Regions from separate parts of the Homo sapiens genome. Here region 1 is linked to region 2. Evidence: read pairs that join two places in POLR2A ChIA-PET (ENCODE). Cell type or tissue: OCI-LY7. All regions are shown on one strand.

Region 1 (4,000 bases), 63 kb after region 2:
AAAACAGTCTCCACGGTGGCTCATGCCTGTAATCCCAGCACTTTGGGAGGCTGACGCAGTGGATCACCTGAGGTCAAGAGTTCAAGACCAGCCTGGCCAACATGGTGAAACCCTGTCTCTACTAAAAACATAAAAATTAGCCGGACATTGTGGTGTGTGCCTGTAATCCCAGCTACTCAGGAGGTTGAGGTAGGAGAATCTCTTGAACCTGGGAGGTAGAGGTTACAGTGAGCCGAGATTACACCACTGCACTACAGCCTGGATGACAGAGTGAGACTCCATCTCAAAAAAAAAAAAACAAAAAAAAAACAGTCTTTTGGTGACTGATGCATACGTGCGTACGTTGATTTCTTTTCATAAATTTGATACTTTGGAATAAATGTTATTGAATGTACTAAATGTCATTGTCTGTAATTATAATTGTCCATTAAGGATTTCATTTTAGCATAGCATTTAAATAATCTCGTGAGAAGAGATTTTGGTTTTAGCATACATTTTAAGTGTGGGTGACATTTTGATCCAGAAGGTCACAAATATTCATTTCCAGGGAGAACCTCCTGATTTATTAAAATAATAATATATGCCTAATGTAAACCTTGAGTTATCTATCTTCAAAGCTCAAAACTTTGCTTCCATTGTTGACTCATTGCTTTCCACCATTCTGCGTTTCTAGCCAGTTCTTAAATCTTACCAGTTCTTCCCCAAGGGTCCCATATTGATCTGTCTTTTCCATATCTACAGCTTTTATCCTAATCTGAAATCTTTAGTTTGGAAAGGCCCTTTAGAGATAATCTTGTCTAGTTAAATCATTTTACGAAGAATTGAGACTTACAGAAGTTGCCCAAGAACCAGCACAATGATGTGGCGTTTCTGACTCCAAGTCCTGCTGACACTTTCCCTTGCTTTTTGCAAGCTGGTCAGTAAGGCAGAATTCTAGTAACTAATGATAATGCAGCTAACATTTCTATAGTGTATACACCACATCAAGCAGTCTTTGAAGTCTTTAATTATATTAACTAGCTTATTCCTAACAACTATGAGGTAGAGCCAAAGATGGTATAGTAGTGGATATAGTGTGCCTTTTAAAAAACAGCTTTTTTTTCAAGTTTAATTAACCTATAATAAGATCTCATATTTAAGGTGTACAATTTGTGACATTTTGTATATGCATACACCTGTGAAATCATCACAATTAAGATGATTAACAGGGTATAGCATTTCATGTTGTTATTATTTTTTTGAGGCAGGGTCTTGCTCTGTCATCCGTGCTGGAGTGCAGTGATGCGATCTAGACTCACTGCAACTTTGAAATCCTGGGCTCAAGTGATCCTCCTACCTTAGCCTTCTGAATGGGTGGGAGTATAGGCGCTTGCCACCATACATGGCTAATTTTTTTTTTTTTTTTGAGATGGAGTCTCGCTCTGTTGCCCAGGCTGGAGTGTAATGGCGTGATCTTGGCTCACTGCAACCTCTGTCTCCCGGGTTCATGAGATTCTCCTTCCTCAGCCTCCCAAGTAGCTGAGATCACAGGTGCCCACCACCATGCCTGGCTAATTTTTATATTTTTAGTAGAGATGGGGTTTCACCATGTTGGCTAGGCTGGTGTCCAACTCCTGACCTCAAATGATCCATCCTCCTCAGCCCCCCAAAGTGCTTGGATTACAGGCATGAGCCACTGCGTCTGGCCTTTTTTTTTTTGAGACAGAGTTTCACTCTGTCACCCAGGCTGGAGTGCAATGGCGTGACCTCGGCTCAACTCAACCTCTGCCTCCTGCGTTCAAGTGATTCTCCTACCTCAGCCTCTCAAGCAGCTGGGACTATGGGTGCCCGCCACCATGTCTGGCCAATTTTTTTTTGTATTTTTAGCAGAGATGAGGTTTCACCATGTTGGCCAAGCTGGTCTTGAAGTCTGATCTCATGATCTGCTTGCCTTGGCCTCCCAAAGTGCTGGTATTACAGGAGTGAGCCACTGTGCCTGGCCCGCCTGGCTATTTTTTAAATTTTTCTGTAGAGAAATTTAAAATTCAGAAGTCTCATTATATTGCTTAGGCTGGTCTTGAACTCCTGGCATCAAGGGATCTTCTCACCTCGGCCTCCCAAAGTGCGGAATTAAAGGCATAAGCCACCATGCCCAGCCTGACATAGCATTTTAAAATCTAGCTTTTAGTTCCTGATTCCCTGTATGAACTCAAGCAGTTCACTTGACTTCCAAACCAAGGTTCACTTCCTTATAAAATATTCTTTGAATTCTTTCCAGGTATAAAATAATGTGACGTTTTGTAGTCCAGCTTCTCACTCATACCAATGGTGGACTCTTGGAAGTTTGCATCTAAAAAATTATCCCCTTTTTTGTTGGACAGTTTCAGAGATTACTTTGAGAAGGAGCTCATTTCATTGTTAGGATTAATAATTGCTACAAAGTCCTTTTTTTTTTTTTTGAGAGACAGAGTCTCGATCTGTCACCCAGTACTTTTAAAATTAATTACAAAATCTTATATTCTGTCACTTTCATGCAGTATTTCTGCTAACTAGAGCTGTACTATTCAATATGGTAGCCACTAGCCATGTATGGCTACTTAAATTCAAATAAAGTAAAATAGATGAAATTGCAAATTCAGTTCCTCAGTTTCACTAGCCACATTTCAGGTGCTCAGAAGCCACATGTAGCTAACGGCTACCATCTGGACAAGCAGCTGTAGACTGCTCAACAACATCAGGGAAAGTTGCATTGAACAACACTGCTATTGAGTACTGGCTTGAGTTTTCTAAATGCCAATTTCATAATGTCTTTTTTTTTTAATGAGGAAATTTTTAATTAGTCCCAGTTTTATCTTTGGCCTTCTATCTCCTGCTGAGTTTGATATTTAATTTAATAAACTCTTGAGTGCTTGCTGTGTTCCAGACACTGCGCTATGTGCTGTGGATATCAGTGAACTTAGTGAGATAAGGACTAAAATACAGGTAGGACAAACAGGTAATGCAGAGTAAGGAATGAGGGAGAGAATGTGATTGTTCTGAACCGGGAGGTCAGAGAAACCTTCACGAAGTGGCTGATACTTGCACTGAATCTTAAAGAATGGTGGGAATTTTTTAGGTAGAGAACTTGGAAAGGACATGTACTATGTGCAAGAGAGGCACAGAGACTTGGAACATCTTTGTGAATTTGGGAATTCCAGTAGTTTGGAATGCCTGGAGCAGAGTGTGAAGGGTGTGTGTCTCAGCTGATGAGGTTTACAGGTGGGAAGGAGCTAGATCACGAGGATGCTGGATTTTCATCTCCTTGGTGATCACCACGAAAGGGTTTTTAGAATATTTGCTCACTCCGAGGATATTATTTGAGCTGTGATAGGTGCTGGGCCTATACCAGTGGATGAGACACACATGGACCCCTCCTTGGTAAACCTTACAAACTTGATGTGTGAGGTTGTAGCCAAATTCTACCCATCTTTTAAGGCCCCACCCTTCTGATAAGGTTTGTTCAATTATCCAGTCTTTATGGGTTTCCCCCTCTGCTACTTTTGGTCAATGGCACACAATTTATAATCAAACTAACTGCATATTGAATCATTCAATAATGATTGTGTGTCTTCTCTTCTTAGCTACCTAGCTCTTCCTACCCTACCCCATTTTTAGGGAAGAATAGGACTTAAACCTTGCAGTAAGATCTAGCACAATTCTTTTTTTTTTTTTTTTTTGAGACGGAATCTTGCTCTGTTGCCCAGGCTGGAGTACAGTGGCACGATTTCGGCTCACTGCCAGCCCTGCCTCCCAGGTTCATGCCATTCTCCTGCTTCAACCTCCTGAGAAGCTGGGACTACAGGTGCCCACCACCGTGCCCGGCTAATTTTTTGTATTTTCAGTAGAGACGGGGTTTCACTGTGTTAGCCAGGATGGTCTCGATCTCCTGACCTCGTGGTCTGCCCACCTCAGTGAAGTTCACGTTAGGATGCCTATGTGCCTTCTGAGGTGAGACATGTACATCTTGACTTACTCTCTTTGA
Region 2 (4,000 bases):
CCGTTTACTGGTGCATTTCAAGAATTATTTTTGTGCATCCTGGAGATACTAGAAGCAGTTTCCCACAGTAATATTTTTATTTACTCTTTCAGTTTACCTCTAATCTAAACTATAATTACTGTCAAAGAGCTTTAGAACTGAGGAGCACAGTGTGATCAGTGCTTTTTGGTAAATGTAGAAGTTTCATTCTCTTATAGTTTTAGAATCTTCTTCTGCAGTGCTAATTCTTAATAGTTGTGAATCTACATTTCAGCATGTAGTCTCCAGATAACTTCTTCAAATGGCTCTCCTTTTTTAAATGTTTATTGCAACTTTGCAGTATGTTTAGCTTAGATTTAGGAGTGCAAAGGGTTAAAGGGGTCTTGTTTTATCAAGGAAATAGCTGTATTAAGCTGTTTTCAGTTTTTGGATTATAAAATACCATAATTCTGACATGGTGTATTTAGTCTTACTAATACTCAACTTTATTTGGGCGGTAGATACTGGTAGAGGCAGTTCAATATAATTGAATGTTGAGGTATGGGTTTGCTTTTTTGTTTTGTTTTCAGGAGAAAGATTTGCCCATTTTGCTCACATCCTACTTCAGATATGTGTCACAGAGCCAAAATTTGTTTAACTAATTAGCTATTTAGTTGGAATTCACAGCATAGTGGAAAATGTTTGCAGATAATTCTGTGCAATAGTGGAAACTTCAGTTGCTTCCTCGTATTTCTTCAGGGCAGTGATCACAACCAGATTCAACGTATGCACAAAGCAGCGGATACCATGGTAGCGGCCGTCGCTGATTGCTTTTACCATGTTGGATCCATTGTCAGTCTCAAAGACCTACTTCCAGCTAGGTGCCTTGAACTCAAATAGCTTTTCACACAGACTTCAGGATGTGAGCTAAGGTATGGCCTTTTTTCATGAGCTGGGCCTACATATGGGTTGACAGTAACCTGCAACTTTTATAGAAAAGAGACTACTGGCTATAGTTTAATGTCAGACAATGACTAGTTAGAATCATTGATAGGCAGGTAGTGTGTGTTCTTCATATATTCAAAGTATTCTCACCATTTAGAGATTTTCTTTTTTTCGGTGTGTTTTTGTCAGACTATTCAAGTAAAGATTTCTCATTAGAACCTGGTCAAAGGTCTAATATATATCTGCTTTATGATTCAACCATTGTCTTCAATATGAAATATATATCATTTCTTTCACACATTTGATGTAAAGAATTTTTTTAAACTTCTGAGGATTCTTGCACAATTATTTTTCTTTTACTTTTTCTTAATTATGGTAAAAAAATAAAATTTATCATCCTAACCTTGTGTACTATTTTAATAATCTCTTACTAATCTTCTTTTTAAAAGTGGATTTAGGAAATTGGCATGAATAGAGCTTGAGATTTAGAATCAGTAGTTCCAAGGGTAATCTACACACTGGGGTGGTAAATACAATAAAGACCTAAACTGGATTGATGCAGTTCATGCTCCATGCTAAAGATTCTTGTTTCATCAAAGAGAAAATAACCTTTCTGGAAAAAGAGCTTCACTTTCATATCTTCCTTCTCTGCAAGATATGTTTCTTTAAGTGAAATCTTTATTGAGAGTACAGTGGGTTAACTCATTGATTATAGGCTTAGGAAACTATATTTTATTATGGCTGTAATCATAACTGCTTTCTGAAACAAGTTACTGTTGTTTTCTTATTCAGTGGCCCTGTTACTTAATAATTTGTCAAGACCTGGTAATAGAGAATCATTTACAACTGGGGAGTAAGAGTCTTTGTAAATTCAAAGTGGGTACTGTCAAGCAGCTTATGCACTTCTCTTCATTCTCAGTGTTTGACACTGATTGTTATTAGCTATTGACAAATGCAGAAGTTGGTAATCTGTTTGAGTTACTCTACCAGAATCATGTCTTTATTAAGAAGTGACTCACTGTTAAACTACAGTCTCACCTTAATTTCATAGCTGTAAAAGACACAGTATAGTAGTTGACTCGAGCAGTAAAATTCTCTGATATTTCAGTCTTCAGACGTACACTATACTCTCCTTATATATGCAAAAACATATATTCAGATACATGTACATAGACGACAGTTGATGACTGAAATGGTGTACAGTATAACATCTGCCAAGTCATTTCCTGAGTGGTAAAGGAAAGTGGCCATGTGTTCTCTGACTTCTTATAACTCAGGGAAGATAAGAAGAGAGCACAGGAAAAAAGGCAGCCATTCAGTGACATATTATACCTCTTCAGTTAAGTCAGGTGACATAAGTTTTTACCTTCTAGTTAAAGATATCTGTAGAAACTAGTTTTTGTTTACACATTGTAGGAACCAAATTCAAAACACATGCATGATACTATTTTCATTTATTCTTCCTACCCACTTGAGTGGCTTCTGAGTTTACTGTTTATCTACCTTGAGTTAAGGATTGAATAGCTTCTGAGCAGATTTTTGTTTTTGTGACAAGGAAAGGTTCATTTGTATGTAGATGACATAGTATTATTTGTTAAGGATTCTTTTTTTTTTTTTCTGGGAGATGGGGTTTCACTCTTGTTGCCCAGGCTGGAGTGTAATGACGTGATCTCGGCTCACTGCAACCTCCGCCTCCCAGGTTCAAGTGATTCTCCTGCCTCAGCCTCCCCAGTAGCTGGGATTACAGGCATGCGCCACCATGTCCAGCTAATTTTGCATTTTTAGTAGAGATGGGGTTTCTCCATGTTGTTCAGGGTGGTCTCGAACTCCCAACCTCAGGTGTTCCACCCGCCTCAGCCTCCCAAAGTGCTGGGATTACAGGCATGAGCCACCATGCCCAGCCTATTTGTTAAGGATTCTTCTACTGTCTGTTACTCTTTTTATAGTTCTCTAAGGCTCCATGACCACTTTGCGAGATAGTATTTTAATGTAATGACCAAGTCCCTTTTTAGGTAGGTATACAACTAAAAAAATAAGTGATGTATAGTTTAGATCATACCTTAGCATAAATATTTTAAACACTTTTATTTATATACGATTTTAGTTTGTTTCAAATGATCTATTTAAAGAATTATAAAGATGTAGATTTTTGAAATTCTAAGCAGTAGTGTAAAGATGTTTGTGATGTCAATAATGTGCTGAGAGTTGGAATAGAGAAAAGGAAATAATGTTTAGTTGTGTTTTCAGTGACTCTTGTATTAAACTACTAGTACATTTATCTAGAAAATTTAAATAAAAATGTAATGTCCTATATACTTAAACCTTGCTGTAATACATCCTATTGTGATAACAATGTGAAATGAAATTGGGTACATTTTAGATCCTGATAGGAAATAACAGAATAATATCTTTAAAATGAATATGCCCTAAAACTTAGTGTCTCATTAAAAGATCCAATGTATAGAAACACATTGTATTAAGACACCCAGTAATGAACCTACATTTTACTCTAAAATATGTTTTTTTTTCTTGGAAATTTAATTCTGAGTGAAATACAAATAGTATTAAAATTTAAAAACTGCTTGTGGTCCTTTAATTCTCAAATATTTTAGGTGTAGAAGTGATTTCTGTCTCTGAATATTTATAATTATGTGTGTTTTTAAAAGTGTGTCTCTGAGGACATCAGGTATCTGGATCTTTTACAGTATGACATTTATATAATGTCTGTCTCTTCTCTGATTTTATATTAGAAGGGAAAACCTACCCATAACTTTACTAGCCAGTGGCTTCAAAAGCAAGTTAATATAGATCATGTGTGTGACAAATGAAATGCACACACTCATTTGTATATTGATTTATGGAGGTGTTTTAGTCCTAAAATCTTAATTTTCCTTGCTTTTCTTTCCATATTAAAAAAATTCAGATCTAAAAGGGAAAATGTTAAAACAGGAGTAAAACCAGATGCGTCTGATCAAGAACCAGAAGGACTTACTCTTTTGGTACCAGACATCCAAAAGACTGCTGAGATAGTTTATGCAGCCACCACCAGTTTGCGGCAAGCAAATCAGGGTACAAAACTTTTCCTATTATGCCACTT

The links. Peaks named below come from ENCODE experiments on the same cell type or tissue, not always from the same donor. Only the 100,000 strongest peaks of a DNase experiment are listed, where the experiment ranks them.
Region 1: POLR2A ChIA-PET joins it to region 2 with 5 read pairs; 3 of 35 experiments call an interaction of 5 or more read pairs at or near these places.

The regions. Positions count from the first base shown.
Region 1 is chr2:32,653,309-32,657,308 of GRCh38, forward strand. The region is part of intron 5 of TTC27 (tetratricopeptide repeat domain 27); the gene reads left to right. Among named protein-coding and RNA genes, the nearest start is that of MIR4765, 20 kb to the left of the region's middle. In OCI-LY7, no CTCF peak of the experiment used is centred here; no DNase peak of the experiment used is centred here.
Region 2 is chr2:32,590,089-32,594,088 of GRCh38, forward strand. BIRC6 (baculoviral IAP repeat containing 6) reads left to right here. Exons shown (of 74, transcript NM_016252.4): 67 at 3,827-3,972. Among named protein-coding and RNA genes, the nearest start is that of BIRC6-AS2, 17 kb to the left of the region's middle. In OCI-LY7, no CTCF peak of the experiment used is centred here; a DNase peak (open chromatin) is centred at 2,143; H3K27ac peaks cover 621 bases.